Linked DNA regions of Mus musculus: all the other regions are linked to region 1. The links are chromatin loops, found by intact Hi-C in ENCODE. Cell type or tissue: heart. All regions are shown on one strand.

Region 1 (5,000 bases):
TATCTTCTGAGTATTTTCTACCCTTGGTTGATTAAATCTCGTATGTGTACAGCCTTTCTGTTTGGGTGCATATCAGTATTGTGTAACAGTGTCTTTGGGTATAGTTTGAATCTGTAAAGTAATAATAGGTACCAATTATTACAGTTTGTTATTTTAGTGAACAAAGGATAGCTGAGCCATGAATCATGCAGATTGGATCTAAGCTTCCTGTTAGCATTTCACAGTAGCCATTAAAAGCTACGTAGATACGTTTTTATCCTTTAATGACCCAGTAGAAAGATCCCTGGGTGATATGCAGAAATAAATCAGATTATTTTGCTTTGTATAATATGTATTTTAATCACAAAGTCTTTCTGGGATATAAAATAAGTGAGAAGGAGTTTTAACAAGCTAAGAATATAGAATTTTAATGGACAACCAAGGAGAAAAACAGAAAATGAAGAAAACAGAAGCATCACACAAAGACAAAAGAAACACTCTTATAAAAAGCCTTGCAGAGAAAAGAGTGAAGCAATGGATGGGATTCCCTGCTTGGGATATGAGACTGTGCAAGCATTTCAAGCATGTCAGATTGAGGAACTGGCAGGACCATATCCTACGAATTCACTTCCTAGAAACGTGCGGCAGCCTGTGAAAGAAAATATGACCGGCTTCAATGACGTTTGCAAGAAGTGTGTGCAATTGTGTTATAAGTCAATCGATGACCAAAACAGAAGAGCATCTTATTGTGACTGAGACTACACCAAGACACTTTCAGCTGAACCACTGGATCATTACAATGAGTGGAAATAGTCGGAGATAAGTATGTTTGCTGTAAGATGTCTAAACTGTAGATGCAAAGTCATTTATTTAATAAGCAGACATGAATATAAACAATATGATCACTGAGCCTGAAAAATAATGGTGGACTTGCTTGATAGGAACAGCCAAGGGTATCTTTCCTGTTTAAGAAAGACAATTATGTAAATTGCAAATTCTAAACCAATAAGATTTTCCAAGTAAGTCTTACATAATGATATCACTGATAGAAACAACAAGTAGTCTTTATGAAACAACACCACTATATAGAAAAGGGTCATGGTTCAGGACCACAGGACCTCTGCCTTTGGTAGGACCCCATTAACTTCACACTTCATTCCTTGTACTAAGAGGTGGGGGTTCGTACCCTCCTGTGACTACTCTCTCGGGGATTCGGTGTACACCTGTTCATGGGAGGGGGCAGGGGGAGGGGGCGAGATTTGCTATGCTGTGCCTAGATCATAGCCAATTAAAAGGAACAGAATAGGGGTGAGGGAGTGAGATGAGGGAGGAGAGAGCATAGGGCATGGTATGGATGGACTTTGGTATCTGAGAGAGTTTCTAGAACCAGTCTCTCCTGGGTACCAAAGAGCAAACGTACAGTGGGTTCTTAGTAAGTGGGTCAAAGCACTTGCTAAGAGTTTCCAACTCAACAGCCTGACCTGCCTTCCATTTATTTCTGCTTTTATACCTCATTAAAAAAAATCAATGTCGAGCAGGGCAGTGGTGGCACATGCCTTTAATCCCAGCACTTGGGAGGCAGAGGCAGGCGTATTTCTGAGTTCAAGGCCAGCCTGGTCTACAGAGTGAGTTATAGGACAGCCAGGACTACACAGAGAAATCCTGTTCTCAGAAACAAACAAACAAACAAAAAAAAAAACCAGAAAAAAATAATGCCAAGTTTGTTTATACACTCATTGAAAGATGTCAAGGAAGATGAGTTTTAGAATTACCCAGTAAGATGATTTTCTTTTAAGGGTTCACAGACTTTATTGGTTCAACAATGAACAGCAAAGGAAATGTTAACTATTTCTCCAGGGGCACCATGTAGACACGAAAGCCACCCTTGGACAGCTAAGATGATTTCTTAACCTCTGAGCCACCTCTCCAGCCCCTGAGCATGCCTAGTATCTTAAGAACTTGCCCAAGTGGCTGTATGGAATCGCTCTCTCACTCTCTCTCTCTCCACTCTGCTTTTCCTCCATCTCTGTCTCCTGAAGATGCCCGTATAAGGTACCATTTCACCGTCTCTGTCACGTGAGTGCGCCATCTCATCATTCTGCTGAAGAGGCTTCTCTCTTGTGACAACTGACCTCTCCTTGCTGTGACAGCAAGACAGTTTACATGGCAAGGCTTTTCCTTAGGCCCAGGGTTTCTTAAGAAAATGGGTCCTCTCATCTAGTCACTTGCTCTACTGCAAGATTCAGTTTCCCTTGGTAAAGCCAGGGCCTTAACCTTCGGCAGTGTTGAGAACACTGGGGAAAGAGCTATACGTCTATTGTAAAACAGCCAGCCACTTTACAAGTCACAGCACCCCAAGGACAAATTAGTTGAGGTTCTATGGGTTAAGAGTGGCTAACGGTGACCACAGGGAGAGCCAATTAGCAACCACGGATTCCAGAATAAGCTTTGGGTTTGCGATTTGAGACACAAATGGAGGCTGTAAGGAAAGTCCTTTCCTCTGTGCATGGATGGACCTGTTCTACCATTCAGCCCCAACTGCTCTCTCTCACTCCTTCTCGGTGACACTCCCTCACCCCTATTCTGTTCCTTCTAATTGGCTATGATCTAGGCACAGCATAGCAAACTCCCACTACAAATGAAGAAAAGCAAGAAGCCTTCTCCTCTTACACTGCTCAGGAGGAAGAACTGGGCACGATTTCATTTTTTTCCCCAGGACACTACTTCCCTCTGCTGGTGGAAGCCTGTAACTTCTCCCATTGATTTGACGGCTGAGTTAGGATGTAGAGCAATAGGTGCACAAAAATCCGTACAGCTTTCCTAATGTTATGCCCCTTTAATACAACTCCTTGTATTGTGGTGAGCCCCAACCATGAATGTATTTTTGTTGCTGCTTTATAACTGTAATTGAGTGGTAATGTAAATGTCTAATATGTGAGCCTGTGAGGCTTTCGACCCACACAGGTTGAGAAACTCTATGGAAATCAAGTGTCACCTTCTTTTAATATTTTCTTAGATGCCTAAAAGGATGTATTTGTGTCTGTGGAGAGTCCGCAGCCACTTCACTACACAAAGCATAGTCTCCAAGCTTGACTGTGTCTGTGTGTGTGTCCCAAAAGCCAAACCACCAAAATTAAAATTTACAAGCAAGTTTAAAAGTATTTGTCTTTACAGATGTCCTTTCTGCCCCCCGAGAATTGAAAGTACAGTTGTGTTCCACCGAGGCTGGAATGAGTAAATGGATAAAATTTATCCATTAAATTTATTTGCATTCATCCCAGCACTTGAGAGGCAGAGGCAGGTGGATTTCTGAGTTCGAAGCCAGCCTGGTCTACAAAGTGAGTTCCAGGACAGCCAGGGCTATACAGAGAAACCCTGTCTCGAAAAAACAAAACAAAACAAAAAAATTATTTGCATTCAATTTAGTCAGCATTATAAGAGCCTTGTGATGTAAATCTCTGAGTTCTGTCCTCCAAGAAAGACTGCCTCAGTTCTAGAGAAACTGGGCCCCTTTCCCTGCCCTACCTGTCCAGAGATGACATTATTAGGCTCACAGTGGATATAGTCGGTCCTGTCACATGTATGGATCTCAGCGATAGTGTGGTTTTTGCATCTATAGTCAATAAATAGAGAAAAGACAAGAAAGGTAAACAGAAGCGAAAAGAGCAAATTAAATCCTGGATTAGACTCTTTCCTACTGTCAGACAGGGGTGACAGAGTTGAGATAATTCCACCATCGCTACTTCAGAGCAAATATGCTAAGCATTCATATCATATATGCAAATATTTAAATTTGTTCTTTGGACATTAATACTCCCCCCCTCCCCCCACCAAACTTAGCTCCCAAATTATTTTTGAAAGCCTGAGTGGTTTCTTCATTTTCTGCTTTTGATGTACATGTGTACTGAGTTAAATATTTGCCTTCTCCTAAAGAGTACTTTGGAAAGTGTTAAGGAAGAATGACTTGTGAGGGATACAGCTGAGCACTTTGATTATCACTGAGTGGACATAGACATATGTAACCAGTTTCGAAGAGAATTTGAAGAACAGACATGTTAAGGTTAGGAATCCTGAAATAAGTATGCAGATACAGGCAAAACTGACTTCCACTAGAGGAGGGAAACACATTGTCTCTCTACTGAACAGGCCAGGATTTATGCGTCAGGAGACTATAGTTGGTTTTTTTGACAGTTACACTTATATATTTAATGTACAGAATTGTAAAATAGCTACAGGTCAGCCACCGAATAGACTCAAACCACCCTTAGCATGTCATATAAGGTACAGGTTTCCAGGGAAAGCACAAATATTTTTCTTTAAGGGAATACTTTTCTGCTCGAGGTTCATTCTTCTATCCCTTTTCTTAAAAACTGGCCATGTTCCACAATGGAACACTCGTGATTTCTCTCTCACACGATCCAGTGAGTTTAGGTAGAATTTGCATGAGAGTCATCATATCTCTCAAATGAAGTGCTTATCCAGATGAAGCAAATATTCTTTGCTTATACATATCCTTCGGATGGATACGTAGTCTATTCATTTAGGAAATACTTCCCATTTGCTGACTTCTCTGTCAGGCTGAAGAAAATGGGAATAGACAGTCTGCCGACGAAGCACTCAAATATAGCAGATGCTGATTTAACCCCATAAACTCAGGAGAACAAGAAATACAGACGACCTGAATCTGAGGCTCAGATCCCTGCTTTGCAGACTAGATAGTCTCCGTCCTTGACTGGTTTCTGTGGTCCCACGGAAATGATTCGTGAAACCGATTTGTTGTCTTTGGTCCTGAAAGAAGAAGCTGTGTGAGATTTTAAATGTACTGCCTTCCATCTTCATCCATAAACGTCATCTCTGCTTTTGGTTGTCATTGACTAGGCTACTTTGCAATGCTGTAGTTCACGGAACCCTGACTGACATGCACACAGCCCCTGCAAACAACTAAACCAAGATTCCTCTTCAGGGCTGAGCAGTAAATTCCATTAGACCACAAAGACTTTCTCCTTGACCACACTGCAGCT
Region 2 (5,000 bases), 1.1 Mb before region 1:
CTTTCTCCCAGTCCTGGGATTTGAACTCAGGACCTTCAGAAGAGCAGTCAGTGCTCTTAACCGCTGAGCCATCTCTCCAGCCCATGGAGGTATTTTCTCAATTGTGGTTCCTTTCTCCCAGATGATCCCAGCTTATGTCAAGAAGGCAGACAGCTAGGCTGCATACAGCGTGGATGTAAATGTCACGGAATGGATATCCAGTGACATTAACTTTCTCCAACTGAGGTATTAAAAGATGAGCAGTATAGAGACAATTAGAGTTTGAGAGGATCTGCAGATAGATTTGTTGACGTAACATCTTGTATGTGTTGTTACTCACTTATCATAAGAATGTATTTAATTTAGACTGTGTATCCTTTTACCCCATGCCTTAAAGCTTGTGTTTTCTGTACGCTGTTGCTGTTCCTCTTGCTCTTTTTCTTCTCCTCACCCGCATTCTCTACGTCTTCCCTCCCTTGGGCTTTCTGAAGAACTAGAGAACAAGGGGGAGGAGGAGGAGGAGGAGGAGGAGGAGGAGGAGGAGGAGGAGGAGGAGGAGGAGGGAGAGGAGGGAGAGGAGGGAGAGGAGGAGGGGGGAGGAAACGGAGAAGTTGGAGTCAGAAGAGTCCATACTAAGTGATGGTACTTACTAAGTCCGTACTAAGTTCACAAGTTTATCCCAAGCAATTTGTGGATGCGCTCATACTGAGTTTGTCACTGTACTGCCTCTTCAAAATCAATGATGAGAACTCATCTGAACTCTTTATTACATCTCCCCCCCCCCCCACCCCTAACCTCTGCCCCTGCCCCCGCCCCGCCCCGCCCCCACTCTGCCCCCACCCACACCAACTACTCGTCATATTTAAAAGTGATGCGAAAAAGAGTTTATGATTTTTTTTTTTGGGTGATGAATTTTAAGTCCGAAATGGTCTGTACTAAAAATAAAAACAAGTCAGCAGCTTAACGTGGAAACGGTTGGTTCATAAGAGGTCTTACAGTTCTCAGGCAATTAGAGCGAAGCATCTGTCTCTTGGTGCTGAGGCAGCTTGTTGACCTTATCCCTTCGCTGTTTCCCCTTGCAATCCCAGTAAGCATCTTAAGGAAAAAAAAAAAAAAGGAAGAAGCACATCTGTCAACAGGAGGATTCAGTGACCCCAGGAAACAGTAACTCACGGTTTCTGGGGAGGCTTGTAGAAGCGGAGGCTGTCCCTTGCATACGTTGCTTCCTGTTCATTTTTCTTCCATTCCGATGATGTTTGCTTGCCTCTCTGGCAAGAATCCACGTGTGAACTTGGGTAGCACAGCGGTGTCATCTGATCCTTCTTGGGTCTGTAGCTATCATTTCCACAAAGGAAAATAACAGGAGACCCAACCTTTTTTTAGAGTTGAATCCAATACAATCTCAACAGCGATAGCGGCAGCAACAATGATAATATTTCCAACGCTCCAGAAACTTCCAAGTGTGCTTGTAAGATGTCATGTAAGCTAAATATATTGATCTGGCAAGTATACTCATAGGATGCTGATCCAGAAGGAATTTTGGAGGTCATTCAGTCCATACCAACCCCTCACCTCCTCTCTTTTCATTCAGTCATCCCTGTGGTATTATTGGAGGATTGGTTCCAGGAGCCCAAGGAGGAAGAAATCCAAGGATTCTCAAGTCTCATATGAGATAATGCATCTGCACACAATCTAATGATACACCAAGATAAAACATTTATTAGATTTATTTATTTGTTCTTCACATGTCCAATCTCTCTCTCTCTCTCTCTCTCTCTCTCTCTCTCTCTCTCTCTCTCTCTCTCTCTCTCGTGTGTGTGTGTGTGTGTGTGTGTGTGTGTGTGTGTGTGTGTAGGTTTGGCAACAGGTGCCCTTACCTATGGAATCATCTCACCAGCTCCTCCTGTATACTTTGAATCCTATCTATATTACTAGGAGTTCTAGTAAAATGTAGACTATGTGAGTCGTTGCCACACTGTCGTATTTTGAAGATCATGGAAACAGTCTGTCTTATGTTCCACACAGGCACAATGTTAGGGAATCAATTTGGAACAGTAGCTGTTTGAAACTACAGATGTTCGACCTGGGATTAGGGAGAACCGAATGTACAATGAGCAGCCAACTCATCTGTTTGTTCTTTAAATGTATGTTGGGAATTAAATTCAATTGGAAACCTAATGACATGGCAGACATGTAATTTTCTATGACATGGGCTTTCCCTCGCCCCTTAAAATATTTGCTCTCAACCAACAGTTCTATTTCCTAGCATTGTGCAGTTCTTACGGAGTGTAGTTCTTTCACCCCTCTCTCACATTGCTAGAATCAGCATGGGAAGTGTGGGAACACTTCCTGTCTGTTAGTGAGAGCACTGTTCATGATGGTGTAATCGCGCAGTATTGCCACCAGATGGAAGCATAGCACACACTTTCCCACTCACACCATGGTTTTTCTTAAGCTATCTCTTAAAAGAAACCCCTTATCAGTGAGTACATATCATGTGAGTTCTTTTGTGATTGGGTTACCTCACTCAGGATGATGCCCTCCAGGTCCATCCATTTGCCTAGGAATTTCATAAGTTCATTCTTTTTAACTGATAAGTGGATATTAGCCCAGCAACTTACAATACCCAAGATACAAGATACAATTTGCAAAACACATGAAATTCAAGAAGAACGAAGACCAAAGTGTGAACACTTTGCCCCTTCTTAGAATTGGGAACAAAACACCCATGGAAGGAGTTACAGAGACAAAGATTGGAGCTGAGACGAAAGGATGGACCATCTAGAGACTGCCATATCCGGGGATCCATCCCATAATCAGCCGCCAAACGCTGACACCATTGCACACACTAGCAAGATGTTGCTGAAAGAACCCTGATATAGCTGTCTCTTGCGAGGCTATGCCGAGGCCTAGCAAACACATAAGTGGAGGCTTACAGTCAGCTATTGGATGGATCACATGGCCCCCAATGGAGGAGCTAGAGAAAGTACCCAAGGAGCTAAAGGGATCTTCAACCCTATAGGTGGAACAACATTATGAACTAACCAGTACCCCAGAGCTCTTGACTCTAGCTGCATATGTATCAAAAGATGACCTAGTTGGCCATCAGTGGAAAGAGAGGCCCATTGGTCTTGCAAACTTTATATGCCTCAGTACAGGGGAATGCCAGGGCCAAGAAGTGGGAGTGTTGGGGGGGAGGGTTTGGGGGACTTATGGGGTAGCATTGAAAATGTAAATGAAGAAAATATCTAATTAATTAAAAAAAGAAAAAAGAAAAAATCTAATAAAAATATGAGATTAAAATAAATAAATAAATAAATAAATAATAAAAAACAAACAAACAAAAAAGAAATCCCTTAAAGTGAAGGAAAATTAACGCACTTAACGCAGGGGAGAGGGAAAGAGAAGATTAATAAAAAGCAGTCAAACTGTTTAAGCAACAATAAAAAACTAAATTCTGCTACTAAGGTAGATGCATCTTTCCTTCCTCGAATGATGATTAAAGATATTTATTTCTCATATTGAACAGTGAGCATAGTTTTAAGGTTCTACCTCCTATTATACTAAGAAAACAATTTTATTTCTAAGTACCAAGAAATATCGACGAACGCATTGGAAGCCCGAGCTTTCTGTCAAAACGAGGAGCTGACATGAATACCATTTGACACGGAGATCCACAGGAACTGGGAGGCAGGGCTCTTGGGGTTGAATGAGGAAGGTTCTGGGTGATTCTAAGGCTTCTTCATACGCTCTAAGAGCTCACAGATGATTTTGATTTTGGGGTGGGCCAACTGAAATCCCTGGTGTGGGCTTGGGTGGTAGCTGACGGCTCTCCCTTATCCACACCAGCAGAGCGAGCTCTCCAGCTCTGTCCCAGCTAGTCCACCAAATGCTGCCACGGACAAGAGGCAGAATCAGTTTTCCTCCTCTCATGCCCTCAGGGCCAGCTCACTCGGCTCCCTCTGCCAGAGCCAGCTCTACCTTGCTGCCCAGGCAAGGGTTTCCTCACTCTGCTCTACTGTGTGCTGTAGCTGATGAGAGGTGGGGCCTGTTCTGCATAGCCCTTGGACACCTCCTGGGGCTGCTTGGTGTGGATCCAGCGGTGGCCCTTAGCAGCAGCACAGGCTGGGACCTCACCATGTCCTCAGGTGGCAGGGCTGTTCCACACAACAGGCTGTTCCTCTCCACCCTCAAATCACCAGTTCTGTCTCTCTTCATAATGCTCAAACTGTTCCGTTTCTCTTTCTCTCCCATTGGTCTTCCACATGCTTGCACATTGTAGTGGCTCCCGCTGCAAGTAGGCTACACAACAGGTAGGCCTCTGGAGGACTTTCCCCTTCCTCTGCTACCTGGCATATAGTAGCAAGTGGGAGTTTAGGTGTCTACAGCTCATCAATGTGGCAGGGCAGAGGCTGGTCTCTGGCTGCCATCCTCCTCCTGTATGGTGGCAGGCAGTCCTCTGTGTCTTTCCTACTTTTCATTCATTTACTCTTCTATTTTACTTTATAAATGCATTTTTTTTCTCTCATACATTACATCCCGACTGCAGTTTCTCCTCTCTACACTCTTCCCAGTCCTCCCAGGACACCTCCCCTCTCCCCCAACTCCATTCCCCTTCTGTTTCCCTTAAAAAGAAGTGCAGGCCTTCCAGGGATATCAACTGAACATGGTACAACAAGTTACAACAAGACTAGGCACAAACCTTCATCAGGACTGGACAAGGCGACCCAGTGGGAGGAAAAGATTTTAAAAGGAGGCAAAAGAGTCAGAGACACACCCCGTTCCCACGGTTAGGAGTACCACAAGAAGACTAAGTTACACAACCATAACATATATGGACTTAGGTCAGACCCACGCAGACTCCGTGGACCTCTATGAACCTTGCTTAGCTGATTCTGTGGCCTGTGTTCTCTTGGTGGCCTCCACCGCTCTGGCTCCTGTAGGTCCCTGCTCTCTCCCTGTTGTGGGGTTCCTCTGGCTCCACCTAGTGTTTGGCTGTGGGTCTCTAAATCTGCTCCCAC
Region 3 (5,000 bases), 110 kb before region 1:
TGTGTCTACCTGGGTAGGCTCCGTGGGGAGCAAGACTGATTCAGCCAGCCTATTTTCTTCAGTTTATTTTTCATTATAACTACATGCTAGTAGCAGACATTTGGAAAGGTTCTATCACTCAGAGACAACTGATAAGGTTATATTATTCCTTCCAAACTTCTTCCCAAGGCTTCTTAAGAGAGTACAAAGTCCACCTTGGAACACATGGGCATTCTCATATTAAAATCGCTAGAGGTGTTTAAGAGATTCACATCCTGAGTGAGGGAATGTCAGCTGACCCTGAAGGAATGTGTTATCTTAGTTAAGACTAACTTCAAAGAAATTTCACTGCAAGCAGTACTAGGGCCCTCAGAGGGAGAGATTTTTTAAAAATCAGGGAATTCTCATCTCATACAATTTCTGAATTTTCAGATACTCACCAAACTAGTCCTTAATTTACTAACTTAGTAACTCGTGTTTAATAATTGATAAATACATTATGCTTTCCCTTTGTAAAACTGTGTGTTTCTGGTTCATTTACTTAGTCTATGAAAGAGACATGCATTCACATATGAGCAAGACAGAAAATTGATACAAAGGTATTAAACAAACAAAACTACCCGATTTTGAAGAAATAAAAATCATGTCTTTTTATGCTCTCTAAAATTATTTCTATTTATTTTGGAATCTTTTGGCAATGGGAGAAGAAATATATTGTTACAATGCTGACTAAAATGATTCAAAAATCATTTAAAATAAGATAATGTTGCATGTTACATCAGTCTGGGAATGACTACTCCAAAAGATAATGGTGTCCTATATAGCTGACTCTGTTACTCGAAGATTTGTTTTAAACATGACGTGAAATTCTAGATGTAAGCCATCTAGAAATGTTCAAACACAGTGGACTGCTTAAATGGTCATATTCCTTTCTACATTAAAATATGCTGTATTCCCTGTGCATCGGTTTCCCTCTGCTGGGAACGGGATAACTAACTCACCAAGCTGTGTGTTAAATGCACTGATTTACACAAACCACTTAGTCCCGGGCCTCCCACACACACTAAGCTTCTGTAGCCATATAAGTCTGTCTCCCCACCACGAGAAAGAAAAACACACACATAGATGCCAAAACTTCAGAGGCTTCCACACTCTAAAACAGTAAGCGCTGACTGAAATCTGCCTATTAGACCTCTAAACCTTAGGTTGCTCAGTTTAAATGTGACTATTAAAGAGGACAGTTTACGTTTTTCTCTTAGCGATTACCTCTCACACGTCCATCAAGGCTGCACCTTCCCAAGAGACAATCCCATGACCTTGAAGATATTCCTTACTGACAAAAAGTGCACACAGTGGGAAGCTGAACTGAGAAATGGAAAACGTATTTCAAGAAACTCTCCCTAGCAATTAGTAACAAGAAAAGCCATGGAAGAAATAAAGCCAAACAGAATGTGGTACGCTGCCCAAAGCAGCAACACTAAAAAGTTCAGTCCTGTATTCTCTTTCTATTGTTGATGATTTATCAACCAACAGTTGTTCCCGCTTCTGGAATGGGATTGTAGAAGGAAAAGAAGCTTTGTCACTTTCTGAGAAAGTTTGCGCTTTTGGTAGTGGACCGCTACTCTGGGCCACTTCTGTGTTTGATCAAGACAATCTACAAACCACGGTCCTCAGTAATGGGCAGGTGCTCTGAAGAACGAATTGCAAACGTAAGCAAGGCTCTAGAGAGCACTGCAATTTGCTTCATTCGCGTTAGAACCTGGGCGCTATCCCTAAGAACAGCAATCCCTGCCTGTCTTTAATAAGCTCAAGATGCTTTTTAATTTGCTCCCGACTCCGTCCATCAGTCCAGAAGGAGACAGCAAGGAGGCCTCCACGGCAGGGTCTCATACGTCCCTCTTTCACAGAAATGAATGGCTTTGCGGAAAAGTAAAGCGACACAAACTTGAGACACCGGGCGGCACCACCACCCCGCCCCGGTCCCCGCCACATCAGCCTCGCCAGTGTGGTGTCTCTGCATCTCTGGGTTCGTCGGCAGGTTCCTCCAACAGCCAAGAGCCTCAGGAGGCCGACCGGTGCGGGCCACCACTCACCTTGCTGGCCTCCAGCGTCCTGGAGCAGTAGGAGCAGCAGAAGGAGCAGTCGAGGCCTGGAGGAGGAGTTGCGGCCAGGAGGGAGGGGACAGCAGCCGGCGCTGGGCAGCGCGGCCCGGCCGGTGGCGGCGGGCGCGGCCGGGCCTCCGGGACCCTGGGGGCTGCGCGCGGCTCTCAGCGGCGCCCGGCTCGCCATCGCGGCGGCCGGCAATCCGCCCGCATAGTGCGCGCGCCGCGGAGCCCCGCGCGCCCGGGGCCCGCAGCACCCGGTGAGGACCGGGCGGCAGCGCAGCGCGCCTCGTCCCCTCCGCCCTGCTCCCCGCGCCCGCTTCACCGAGCTTCCCGCCCCGAGACCCCAGGCCGGAGCGCGGCGGATCGGAGGATAGCACCGGGGCCCGAGCTGGAACGCGCTCCCGCCGCGCTCGTAGACCGACCGTCTCTCGGGCGGGCCGGCCCCGCTCTCTCGCCCTCCCTCCCTCCCGCGCGCGCTGGCCACGCCTCCTCCTCATGCTGAGACCAATGAGCGGCCAGATCTGGTCCAGCTCCTTCCGTGCCGTCCAATCATCACGCCGTCTGCTCTGTCGACCTGTTAGCTCCTCTCCTAAAGCTCCACCGCCCCTCATCCGCGTCTGCCAATCGCCCTGGACCTCTGGGAGCGTCCCACCCGCCTCCCTCGATCCGGGTTCGCCCCCAAGCCGGGGCCGGGAGCGGTCCCCGCCCCGCTGAAGAGCCTGTAGTTTTTGGGACCACTGCCCAGAGAGAACCCGCCGAGACTCTCTGGTCAGTGACTTCCGGGACTTCCCCATCCCGCGCTCTCCAGCTTCCCAGAGCCTGCTTGCTCCTGGCTCCTCCCCCGTCGAACATCAGGCCACTGGAAGGGGTGGGATGGCTGGATGCTGGAAGATTTCAGCTGGGAGCTGTATTTAAGGGACTGTTTTTAAATAGCAGAGTATGTTTTTCTTAATTAAAACTGCAGTCAATTGCAGCAACATCTGCGGGTACAATTACAAATGTAGTGTTCAGTTTTTGCAAAGATAGCTTCTAGGACTTTGGAGAGGAAGTATAAAATAAGACCCGTGTTGCTGAGACTATTTAAGTCCACTATCTGTAAAATTGTGCTCAGAGAAGTCCCAGGAATTAGAGCCACTTTATAGATAATTTGCAGGTTTTGGAATGGGGAAGAAATGTCAGTACATCATGCACGTCAGAATGAAACAAGTACAAATTCAAATAATAGGCAATTTGATGGAGTTTTTGAGCAGGCAGTATGGCAGAAGAAAGAGCAGTCTTTAAAGAAGAATCCACAGAACTAGACAGTAGATTTATAAAGAGAAACCATCAGGGATATTTTTAATTAGGGACTCCCTAAAAAAAAAAAAAAAAGTATTGTACCTTTAACAAACAGGGACTTAGTAAGATAGAACAGTTTGCATAGCAAAGGAAGTAACTATAGAGCATCTGTATTACCTTTCAGTTTATGGTGGTTGATTTTTCACAGTATTGCTGCTGTGCCCTGTCCTGCTGATGACTGCCTTTAACAAGCCATAATTTCTGGCAGCTGGGTCTTCTCAACGCTAAGCAACGGATGCTGTACAGCAAACTGATACTGGCATAGGATGTCTACTACCTTGAGTGTATTAAATGTTCCCTTGACTTAACGTGTTCTCAAGTGATGGTGGGTTTATCAAATGTGACTCTTATCATAAGCTGAGAAGCACCTATACTGGGATGCAAAGCCAGAGAGATAGGCCATTGGTTAAGAGCCCTTGCTGACAATCCTTACGATCTGAGTTTGATCCTCAGAATTTACATGGTTGCTAGGAGAGAACTGGCTTCTGCAAGTCGTCCATGGTCCTCCAGATGTGCACTGTGGAACATCTCCCCTCCCACCCCCATACTAAATGAATGAATAAATAAATAAATAAATAAATAATAAAATACATGCCTTTTAAACAAAATAAATCGATATGGATATACAGCTAATAAATGAGGCTATAGAAAAGCAGGTTGTACAAATGTCAGTGTGAGAAGTATGTAGGAATTGGCTCTGGAACTCATGAATACATGTGAGAGTCCTAAACATGTAAAGCACTCACACCCGTGTTTCAGAAGAAAACCCAAATGCTGGAAAGGACTCTAGAAGCCATTTTTTTTCAAGTTTCTTGCATATTTCTCACACAATAAGCCCACCCCCCACCCCCACTCCCCAGTCATTGTATCTGCTAAACATCTATCGTGTAGCAAAGAAAGCACTACCAATATACGCCCTGGTCATACAAAGTTCAGTTAGAGAAGCTTACATTCTAGTGGAGAAGACAAACATTTTAAACAAATCCATCGTCACCAGTGCCAATTTGGAGGTGAGAACTAACAGAGCTAACTCTATGACCTACCCCAGCAAACAGCCAGTCCTAAGCCAAGGCTTCAAGTGATAGTCCCTGAGATGAAGCACCTCACATGTCGGATCACTCCTTCTGTATGACCACCTAGTGATAACCGTAGGCCACAAGGTGGACACAGCAAAGGGTTAGAAGCTGCTGGCTAGGATTCCTTCAGCTACATGGAACTGCACAAGAAGCAGAGTGAACTAGCTCAGGTATGGGAACCTTTCTAGAAAAGAAAGTGCTGGAGTTGTGGCTGTCCCCCCTCAGGGGAGTACAGCCTGAAAAGACTCCGAATTTCTTATAAGTAATTCCCCTATCACAAGAGAGAGGGGTGCTGTCATTTTCTCTCTGTTTTGGTATGCTAAGAGCTGTTAAAGTAGAGAATAAAGTGGTGAAGTGTTTCAGAGGACAGAACAGGGAAAAGAAGAGAGGGGGAAACCAGCGTCTGAAAAATGATGCTAGCCATCTGTCTTCGTACTCTTTTGCCTTTCAGCTTCCTGAGTTTCTTTTCTGGAGGTTTGGCTGGAGAGCAGCCCGGAGAACA
Region 4 (5,000 bases), 430 kb before region 1:
TCGGAGTGCTGGGATTAAAGGCTTGTGCCACTGCCGCCTGGCTAACATAGCTAACTGTAAGAGGGCAATCAACTCACAGTTTGACTTGATTCTGCAACTCACATTCTGACTTGATTTTGAATACCACAAACTGTCAAATATTTCAACTGTTCAAGCGAATTCCTCGTGACATGTGGCATGAATAAAAAACAATTTAATTGGCAAATAAGTATGAGGATTCAAGTGTTGATCACAATATGAGGTGCCGTGGTATCATCGGGGACAATGGGATTGCACGGAAGTTGAGGCAAGACAATGATAGGAATAAAACAGATGCAGAAGACTTTCTTAGGGGAAGGAAGCACAGACAAGCTTGCACGTCACTGGGCCATCATTATTAGGACGTAAAGGACGTACCTGTCCTTTCCGGTGGCGCATACCAGTGAGTGTTTTTGGGTATGGTGATGCACCGTCTCCACAGCCCCAAGCTGCCGTTGTATCGGAACAGAACATCGTTGTAAGTCTTCTCATCCGCCTCGTCACCGAGGAAATCTTCCCAGGCGATTTTATTCGAGTCACTTGAATTCTCTTGAATGGGACTTCGATACTCATACCAGAAGTCCGTGCCTATGGAGGCCGCCATGTAGATGGTGGAAATCAGACTAAGCACACAAGCAATCACAAACGCAGTAGCAAAACGGTTATCCATTCTGGCATTCAGACTGCTCTGTTTTAAGTTAAAGAAAGAAAAGTCAGACCTCAAGAGCAAATCAGAATATGCTAAAAAGAAAAAAAAAGCCCCTTTACCCTACTCCCCATCCCTTCTTTCCATAACGCAATGCATTTATCGATGTAAAAAATTTACAAACAAAAGGGCAACAAATGTTAAGTTTAAAACAAAAGGCATTCTCATGAAAAGTACTTATTGAATGCTCACATACCCAAGATGCTACGGAGACAGAAGTCTTGTTCTCTAGTCTATCACCTGCATACTAAAACAGACAACACTGAAAAGGACATACACATTACAGGTACAAACAACAGACATGCCCATGGTCAGCAGTGCAGCGTGCACACCTTAAATGCAGAGTGGATTTTTACACAAGCTATAAACATGCTATGTGTTTTCAGGCTTGTGTGAGAAAAAAGACAGCAGAATAGGAAACGAAGACCCCCCAGCTTTTTTAGTGGGGAGGCTTACAATTATAAATAAGGGCAGAAGTGAGGTGTAAGTTGGAAATCAGAGTTGAAGGTGTTAACCCGAGGGGAAAGTTTAAATGTATGTCATAGCAAAGAGAGCAAAAACACCATGTTAGTTATCAATCTCCTTCAATTCAATTAAAGCTAAGCCAAGCCTCTTGACACAACCGGATTCTTCACTCCTTACTCTCCCCGCCCCCCATTCCATTACACACTTCTCAACCTCCCAAACTGTAATACTGCTCCGTATATCCTAAAATATAGCACAGATCCATAAAAACTAAATAATCCCTACTCGCAAACAGAAAAGTGACTTAGGCAAAATCTGAACACTCCCTAGGCGTGGACAGGGCTCCACGGCGGTAGTAAATGGCCGCGGTAAAATGACTCAAGGCAAGATCACGCTGAGTCAAACCCTGCCAAATGTATGCACACCGTGACAGCACCAAACCCCTCGTCTCAAGCACCCGTGAAAACAGGCTTACAAACTGGGGAGCGGAGTTTGGAAAATGGGGAGTGACTGGGGAAAAGACCGGGGCGACTACAGTCATCAATAGCCCAGCAAGTGCGATTTGTATTCTGATTCTCAAAATTCTCGTCCATCCTGGTGCTCTCGGATGACCTTAAAGGCCGGGTTCTGGAAGCTGCGCCTAGCGCAGTCACCCTGGGCCGCACAGCAGGGCCTGGCATGGGCGGGCGGAGACCGGCAGGGCTGGGCGAGCGCCCTGGGTACCCGAACCCAGCCAGCCCCGGCCCCTTGGCCCGGAGCCCCGCCCCTCCCCGCCCCGCCTGCCGCTCCAGCCCCCGGGCCTGGCCGCGCCAGCAAGGAGCCCTTTCCCCAGGTCGCGAGCCGAGCCGGCCCGCGACCCCGCGAACTCACCGCCCATCCTCTCACTCCACCGGCTTCGCCCTCCAGCTCCGACCACAGCACCCTACTCTCCCCGCGCCTCCTCTGACGTACTTCCCTGCAGAGCCCGCCCCCTCCATAACTCCCGCGCCTCCGCCTCCACCTCCACCCCAGGCCGGGCCAAAGCGGCCCTGGGCCGAGGGGCCTTGTGGGACTTGTAGGAATACTGGAGGAGAAGGGGCTAGAGCCAGAGGAGAGCATGCCTGACGACGCGCGAGGAATTGTGGGGAATGTAGTTCTCTCCGAAGAAAGAACTCTGAAGATCAGTGAGGAAAGCTGAAGTCTTAACTGCGGGATTGTTACACCTCAAAAAAGGAGGGACCAAGCTCCAGAAAGTGATGGGGGAGGATCTTTGGTCAACCATAGTCAAAGGCTTTGATTTAGCCGAGATCTAACGTCGAGTCTTCTGTTTTCCCTACGATAACACCCTACCTCTAAAAATCAGTACTACGGAGTTGATGAACTTTAATGGAACTCTACTCTTCAAATATCAACCCCCCTCCCATTTCCTACATCGTCCCTCCCATTTGAACAACGTGTTCTTCTGTTTTGTTTAAATGTAACTAAGGATCTAACTAAACTAGCATTATAACCTGATATAATTACGTTATTCTTGTTTGAAGAAATCTGTTATTTGCTCTCTACTGTAATCAAGTTCCCTGTTTGTTTCAGTTGTAAAAAACAAAACAAAAAAACAAAACAAAAAAAAAAACCCAACTTGTAAATCCGAAGGATACTAGATTTCAAAAATGTTACTTTAAAGTGTGAATGTAATATGAAATGGAATTTAGAGATCATTTTCAACAGAAAAAGTTGTGGGTAGCCTCGGAGACAGATGGCTGTGTGACATGGAAGCAATGGAATGATTCTAAGCCCTCAAATACTTCACAGGAATTTCTAAACAGGTAGAGAAGATTTTTTTTTTTTTTTTTAAGTTAGAAATCGTTTGCCTTTAGCTTGTGGTTCCGGTTCACCATCACAGGCTGTGTCTGGAAAAGGACTTCTGGCAGAGCCCAGTATCCACAAGGCATGACTAGATTTTCACGGATAGCATCAAATGAAAACGTAATTTGCCTCAGGTGTCATCTTGAAAGCTCGATGAGTGTGTAGAGTCGAATAGTGAATCCACAGTAAGACTTGTGAATGCACTTATGCAGCAGATGTCTTCATCCACCGGCCTTCATGAGACGTCTACTTCCTGAAGTAACTTGTGCAACCAATTCTGGTAAAGAGACATTTTTTAAGAAGAAAAGAAACAGCCTAAGTTTGTAGACAGAGAAACTGAAGCCCATGAAGATGAACTAACTTGGCAAACATCAACACTGAGGTTAGTAAACCAATCTTAAGACACTGGACAATTTACTTCATAATCTTTAAGATAAGATTGCCTTTGGTTTTCAATATATGGACTTTTGAAAATAGAATCTATAGATAAGAAAATGTAAAAAATGTCAGGCAGAGGACCTGAGGATTGTTAAGGAATCATTAAAGCATTATTTACAATTGAATGTCCAGTGTTTGAATAAGATCAGTAGAAGTAGCTTTTTACAACTCCCGATTGTCCCAGATGAAGAGGAGAAGCCTGTCATAAATAGTGGTAAGTGTTCTTGCACACCTCAGCTGGCTTCCGGACCTGTCTGCTAACTACCCAGCTGCTAGACTTGCCAGGAGGGCATTTCAATGTGTTTGTTTAGTCGTGTGCTCTGGAAGTTCTAAGTCCTGGGCTCACAGTACACTTAGTCGTCATGACACAGGAGGTACGAGGTTCTGGAGTCACTCTACAAAGGACAATGATGCCTTCACCTTCCAACAGCACAGAACACCCAGAAAACGCTCAGAACCCTGTTCACTCACAAGCTTAGGGTCAACATGGAAGTGTGTCCTTGGGGTTTTGGCCACCCTGAAAGCCACAGAACAGAAGACCTCAACTTCCTTCTCAAACACAGTCCCACAGACCACACATTCACATTTCTGAGTTATCTCTGTATCTTTGGTGTTTTCCAATTTTTATTTATGCTATGTTCTGTGGGTAGCAATCATCTGTAATCAATTTTTAGAGTTAAATGTTTACTCCTACTTTTTGCTGGGCTGCTAGTCTCATATGTATTATTAATGAACCAAGTAACTTAGCAACTATCACAGATTATGGGATATAGGCTTCAAACAGTGTTGAACTAGGCTTCTGGCTAAATTTTCTAAAGCTGATGTTTCTAGTGTTCAGAAGGAAAGTGTTGTAGTTATGGTGCACTATAAATGAGCCCAGTAACAGAAAAATCTATATGGTTAGATAATGCTCTTTCCACAATAATTACCTTCCCTCTCAGGTTCCCTAATATTCTTAAATACAATTCTTATTTAAAATGTTCACTGTTAACTTGTGTTAATCAAAATATAGCAACCTTGCATATTCATCTTAAATATTTGTTCTATTTTTCTTATAAACTTTGGTGATCAGAAAGGAAAATAGAAATAGTTTCTGAGTTCTAGCCAAAGGCTAAAATTGTGATCAAAATTGCTTTGTATCTGTCTACTATAGAACAATGGCTAACCTTGATTCAGAAAAAAAAAAGCAAATAAAAAATTGCATCTTAAAAAAATTTACAAATTGCATCTTAAAATAACTGTGGGGCATTCACCAGAAAAGACTGCTCAGACATGGGTTTAAACCAATAAAAAGACTTTATTAGCAGGCTGCTGACTACCCTGGGTGTTCAGGATACCAGTGTATATCTGAGCCTTTCTCAGGGTAAGCTTTTCAGCACAAAAACCATATTCTAGATTGGCATACTTCAGTTAACAAAAATAAGTAGCCAGAAGAAGAACTACATAAGCTAAGAAGAAAGCAAGGTAGAGACTTTCCCAGAACTATAGACTTTGATGGGCTACGTGTTTGTTTCCAGGTGATACTGTGTAC
Region 5 (5,000 bases), 150 kb before region 1:
GGACTTCCTAAGTCATGCCCAAGTAGGACAGCTATTTCTTCCTGGTCCATCTGCCTGTAACTAGATTACACATGCTGGAAGATACATTAAGATCTTTTAGTTTCTATAATGTTCTCTCTATACTTCCAACAGTCCCCCTTTCTGTAAGCTTCCATACTTTCCCTAGCTCCTGCTCTAACATAGATTAAAGGCCAATGCTGACAGTTTTGTTATCAGTGAACAGGAACTGACTGAAACAACATTTCAGGACATAACTGTTGGCAAAGGCTGGGGATGTAGGCCAGACTGCTTGCTTATGTGCACAAAGTCATAAGTTCTCTTCCCATCTCCTCATAGAACTGGGTGTGGTGCAGCACATCTGTAATGAAGTCAGTTTCAGAATCACAAGTTCAAGGTCTTCCTCAAGTACACAGTGCACACTGGGCTGGCTATACGTGACCCTAACGAAATGCTCTAGTCCATCTGCCAACATTCACTGAGAATCTGATGCACAGGGAAGGTTGTTAGACATCCTTAGGAAACATTTTTGAAAAAGTACACACATTCTCTCTCATTCTCCCCTGAATACAAACATGGTGTAGTATTAGAAAGCAATAAATTATGGAAGTTTAGGAGATTGGTTATACTTTCTGGCTCAGGCTCTGTAGGTATGCAGAGACCTAGAAGACATGTCAAAACAAATACAAGTTACCCGAGAAGCGAAGAGATGGACAGATTGAAGTGTGAAGATATGTGCTATTTCATTAAGTTCAGAGCCTTCCTCTTCTGTCAGTAACTGAGTGAGAGAAGCTGGACCTCAGCCATGAACAACAGAAGAACTGGGAAAGGGCACGGCAGGACGCAGTAGTTCTCAAGACACTGGGCAACGGGCAGCAAAGGGTCAGAACTACAGAGTAGGGGCCCAAACAAGACACACTCTGCTTATCAGTACTGACTGGTGAATTTCCAGGTCACAGGGCAAGGCTTTCCCACACTCTAGAGAACTTGCTAGCCATGAGGTCAGCAGAAACCTAGAATTTCTGGGGTAGAGCTTAGCAGAGTAAGGACAGGAAAGGGACAGAATGAGTGTCAGCAGGAATGGATGAACTACAGCAAGGCCACTGGGCTCTGTATGAAACTTCCCCTAAGTCCTCAGCCAGAAGCAACTTAGAGTCAGAAAAAGAACCCTGTGATAAGTAGAACAAGCTTATGACAACACAGGCTTCAAAACGCTCTCCATCATCAGCTCATGAGTAAATTTCATAATACTTGGGACACTGTCTCAATGGTGACTGTCAAGTTAGCAATACGTATAAAGAAATGTTTTCCTGGTAGCTTAACTGCATCCCAGAATAAAGCTTTACACACACACACACACACACACACACACAGAGGATTAATAATGCTAATAAAAACACCCAGAAGCAATCAATAGCATAATGGCTAGCACTGAGGTGTGTGTTTGGTAAAATTACCAGATGAACACACTCCGTGCTCATATGCCTATGAAAAAATATATGGAAGAAAATTTAAAACCCAAGGTAAATATGAAGGAGAGAAAAAAAAATACAGTATTGGAATTAAAAATCCATTAGATGAAATTAAAAGGTTGGACACTGCAGGAGAATAAAACAATGGAAAGACAAACTAAAACAAAACAAAGAACCCCACAAAAACTAAACCAAACCAAAACAACAAACTCCTCCAAGGATACTTCATGGGGAGAAGAAAAAAAATGTAATGAAAGAACAAGAAGGGGCAACAGGGTCACTGTGCGGTCGCCATGAGATAGATTATGAAATAAGAAGCGGGCTGGGAAAGTCTGGGAAGTACTGCGCTTCTCACTGAAAGAAGCCGTCAGTCCCCACTCCACACAGCACCACCCATCTTCCCTGGGGACAGAGGTGCCTTCATTTTGAGATTCTCTCAAGGGTAGAGCAGGAAGCTGGGGATGGGACAACACCCCAGTGACATACTTCCAATATTCTCCCATGTTGTCCCTGCTTGTCCAGTTCCAGTGTCTCCACAGGATTTCACTAAAACAAAAATGCTGAAGTGTCTTGGAAACTATGGGAATTCTGCAGTGGGAAGACCAGATTTGTCCTGGCACAGAAACGGCTGAGGTGATCTTACAATGGCCTTTCTATCTTTAGTGTACTTCACCTTTTATTCCACCTCCCTTTCCTCTTGCTTAGTCAAAATCTGAGAACAAAGTCAAGGTTCCATTATTTGGTAGGCTTTATAAAAACCAAGGAACTGAAGGTAACTATTTAGAAGTTCTTACTTTAGCAGCCAAAATACTTGGATAATTATCCAATAACAATTATAACCAGTTCTAATTATACAATCACAAAGACCTAGAATCACCGACAATTTTCTAAGCCTGCTTAGAAACACTAGGAAGACAGTAGCAAGCAGTACCGAAAACAACCAGGAGAGAGTAGAGTGAGACAACATGGCATTTAACATTACAGGATCGCCTTACCTTGTCCTGGTCCACACCAGGTTCTCTGTACACAGTCCATCTCTGCCCATCGTCACTGTACAGGACTCTGTAGGCAGACACATAGTAACTGTGTTCTATCATGGTAGACCCAGTGGTTACGATACCTGCAGGATAGAGTTCTTCTCATGAGTGCGCAGCCTCAGGCTCCCAAAGTCAGCTAGACACACCTGATACGCCCTGCAAGCATTTCTATGGCTTGTTTCTATCTTTGTGGACAATTACATTGTATTAGCAGCTAAAGCCCTGGCTTTGCTCCCTTGGAGAGATGGAAGAACTGCGGGCACATGCAAGGAAAGGGCTATTGTACTTTTGCAGCCTGCATTCACACCATTAGAAGCTACATTCCAATTACTAGGAATGATTGCCTGGGTATGGACATTAAGCATGATGACTGGTAGGCAAAAGTCAGTCTTTTAACAAACGTATCTAAACCAAAATTATCTCAAGTCACTGCTAAGTTTACCTAAGTTAAGTTGATACTCAGTACATGTGGAATACAAGGTACTTAATAGCATTTAAAATACATTCTCCTTAACTATACATTTCTAAATAACTAAGATTTTTCAAGACTCAAAGATCACTTTACTGAAACTCTACCCTAAAAAGATCACATTAAACTAGAACAATTAAAAATTAAATACTAATTCTTCTTTTGGCCAAATTGAAAAAAAGTACCCAAGCAACATTAATACCCGCAAAGAAAACTGAAGCTATATAATTTTCAGTGACCTAATTTCCGAAAATTTCAGCTGCCATGGGTTTCCAAATAAACTCAGTGCTGCAGTGCAGTGCAGTGCAGTGCTGCAGAAAGCCGTGTCTCTTAACCTGTTATCTTCTTCTCCTTGTTAAGGTCTATCTGCAGCCACTGATGCTCATCAGTGGCAAAAGCAGCCCAGGGAGGCCCGGGTTTTCTCAGCCTGGCCTTCTCCGCTGTCCAGCTGTTCTCCTGCCCCATGTGGTCAGTCCACTCCAGTGCAGACGATGCTGTTATCTGGGGATCGGCAATCACACCAGACTCCATCCCCAGAGTCCCATAGCAACCTGAAGGAGAGAGGAAAATCAACTTGGTTCCCTAGAGTTAACTTTGAAATCTCTAAAACAGTGTTTGCTACAAACTTCTGATTTGCAAACAACTAAGTAACTGCTTCTTGGGACCCTGCCTTTGTGTCCCACCAGAAACCTACAAACATGCAGTCCGTCTCTTGTTGTCTGTAGGGTCCACTTCCAGGACATCCCATACTCCCTGGTGGACACTAAGACCTGCAAGTGCTTCAATCTTTGATATAAACTGGAACAGCACTGGCACATAGCATGCTCTCTGTTAACACCAGGTCATCTCTGGGATACTTACAATGCCAAAGGAAATATATATGTGATATATACACACAGTTGTAACACCATATTTTTGGGGGGAAACAACATTGAAAAAAAGGCTACACAGCACAGAAACAGGATTTCCTCTGAATCTTTCCAATCTGTAGGTATGAAAGCCATGGATTTGAAGGTCGTCAACTAGACATATTTACAAGCATTAGCTGTTAGTCTATGGAGATACACTATCCTGTCTCTGGGGACCCAGAGGTTGGAGGGCAACCTCCCCTTGGCCTTCTGTAGGGTTTGCTTTATCCTCTGTAAAGCCATCCCTGTCTGACTTCAAGCATCAGACCAGTGCAATGAACTCTTTCTTCAGATAAGTTCAAATCAAATTCGTAAAGGGATCCAGTACTTGCTTATAATTCCCCAGTGAATAGTGAACTTCCAATTTAGCCTGTTCTTTACATAATTAGGGCTCTATTTTACTCATGGCGTTCTCAAAAGCATATGAGAAAGAACAAGCAATTTGGCAGTCACTAGGTGCCTGGTTGCACTCCATACAGCATTAGTTATTATGCAAAGATGATGGCTTAAGTCCTTGGAAGGCTTACCACTTGTCTTAAATGTAAACAGACTTGCAGATAAGTATCCCCTGAAAGAGAGAAAAGAAGAAATAAGCCTTAAAGGTTACAAGGACATTTGCACAATTGTGTGTGAACTTTTCATGAAATAGGCCTATAAAACTTTTTTTTTCTCTTTTCCTGCTGTGAAAGAACATGAAGACGTGTGTTTTCAGAGAACGAGGTGAGACTCAAGTCTCCTGGTAAACACACCAGAGCTGGCTACTGCATTTCCCTTGGAGAAAATGAGCCTGTCTGTGAGTGAGCTGAGAAGGAGGAAGGGTCAGACAAGAGAAGAACTCCCTTGCCTGGGGACCCAAGAACACTTAAGACTCCAGGAGACCTGGAGGGTGTTCAGTTACGCCCTGCCCTTAACATGATGTTCAAACAGTCAGAAGAGAGATGCAAAGTATTTTTTAATTTTGTTTGAGGCAGTATCTCTCACAGCCTTCCCTGACATTGAAATCACTAATTAGCTTAACTCGACTGTGAACTCCCCCCATCCTCTTGCTTCTATGGCCTAGGCATGGGGATTGCAAGCACGCACCGCCACACCCATCTTGGATTCCACCAGAAACCTA

The links. Peaks named below come from ENCODE experiments on the same cell type or tissue, not always from the same donor. Only the 100,000 strongest peaks of a DNase experiment are listed, where the experiment ranks them.
Region 2: it touches region 1 in a loop (4-fold over the local background); 5 of 42 quality-filtered maps call a loop at or near these places.
Region 3: it touches region 1 in a loop (2.8-fold over the local background); 6 of 42 quality-filtered maps call a loop at or near these places.
Region 4: it touches region 1 in a loop (2.9-fold over the local background); 3 of 42 quality-filtered maps call a loop at or near these places.
Region 5: a loop joins it to region 1, with 10 times the contacts of the local background. A loop is called at or near these places in 23 of 42 quality-filtered maps.

Annotation. Positions count from the first base shown.
Region 1 is chr16:58,297,359-58,302,358 of GRCm38, reverse strand. No RefSeq gene overlaps it. Among named protein-coding and RNA genes, the nearest start is that of 4930461C15Rik, 110 kb to the left of the region's middle. In heart, a CTCF peak has its summit at 2,712 (motif pointing left); no DNase peak of the experiment used is centred here.
Region 2 is chr16:59,401,247-59,406,246 of GRCm38, reverse strand. It overlaps Gm33611 (a long non-coding RNA gene), which reads right to left and starts at 1,221. Exons shown (of 3, transcript XR_384916.2): 1 at 1,153-1,221; 2 at 976-1,074; 3 at 86-472. In heart, a CTCF peak has its summit at 2,355 (motif pointing right); no DNase peak of the experiment used is centred here.
Region 3 is chr16:58,406,024-58,411,023 of GRCm38, reverse strand. Dcbld2 (discoidin, CUB and LCCL domain containing 2) reads right to left here and starts at 2,489. Exons shown (of 16, transcript NM_028523.3): 1 at 2,073-2,489. The coding sequence starts at 2,268. 4930461C15Rik (a long non-coding RNA gene) reads left to right here and starts at 2,493. Exons shown (of 4, transcript XR_384912.2): 1 at 2,493-2,852; 2 at 4,950-5,000. In heart, no CTCF peak of the experiment used is centred here; a DNase peak (open chromatin) is centred at 2,673; H3K4me3 peaks cover 3,298 bases; H3K27ac peaks cover 2,705 bases.
Region 4 is chr16:58,725,144-58,730,143 of GRCm38, reverse strand. Cldnd1 (claudin domain containing 1) reads right to left here and starts at 2,234. Exons shown (of 6, transcript NM_171826.3): 1 at 2,060-2,234; 2 at 921-971; 3 at 397-706. The coding sequence starts at 688. In heart, no CTCF peak of the experiment used is centred here; a DNase peak (open chromatin) is centred at 2,193; H3K4me3 peaks cover 1,971 bases; H3K27ac peaks cover 1,324 bases.
Region 5 is chr16:58,449,250-58,454,249 of GRCm38, reverse strand. Dcbld2 (discoidin, CUB and LCCL domain containing 2) reads right to left here. Exons shown (of 16, transcript NM_028523.3): 7 at 4,411-4,451; 8 at 3,311-3,526; 9 at 2,465-2,589. Among named protein-coding and RNA genes, the nearest start is that of Gm33475, 24 kb to the left of the region's middle. In heart, CTCF peaks have their summits at 2,216, 2,458 and 3,450; DNase peaks (open chromatin) are centred at 929 and 3,429; H3K27ac peaks cover 2,031 bases.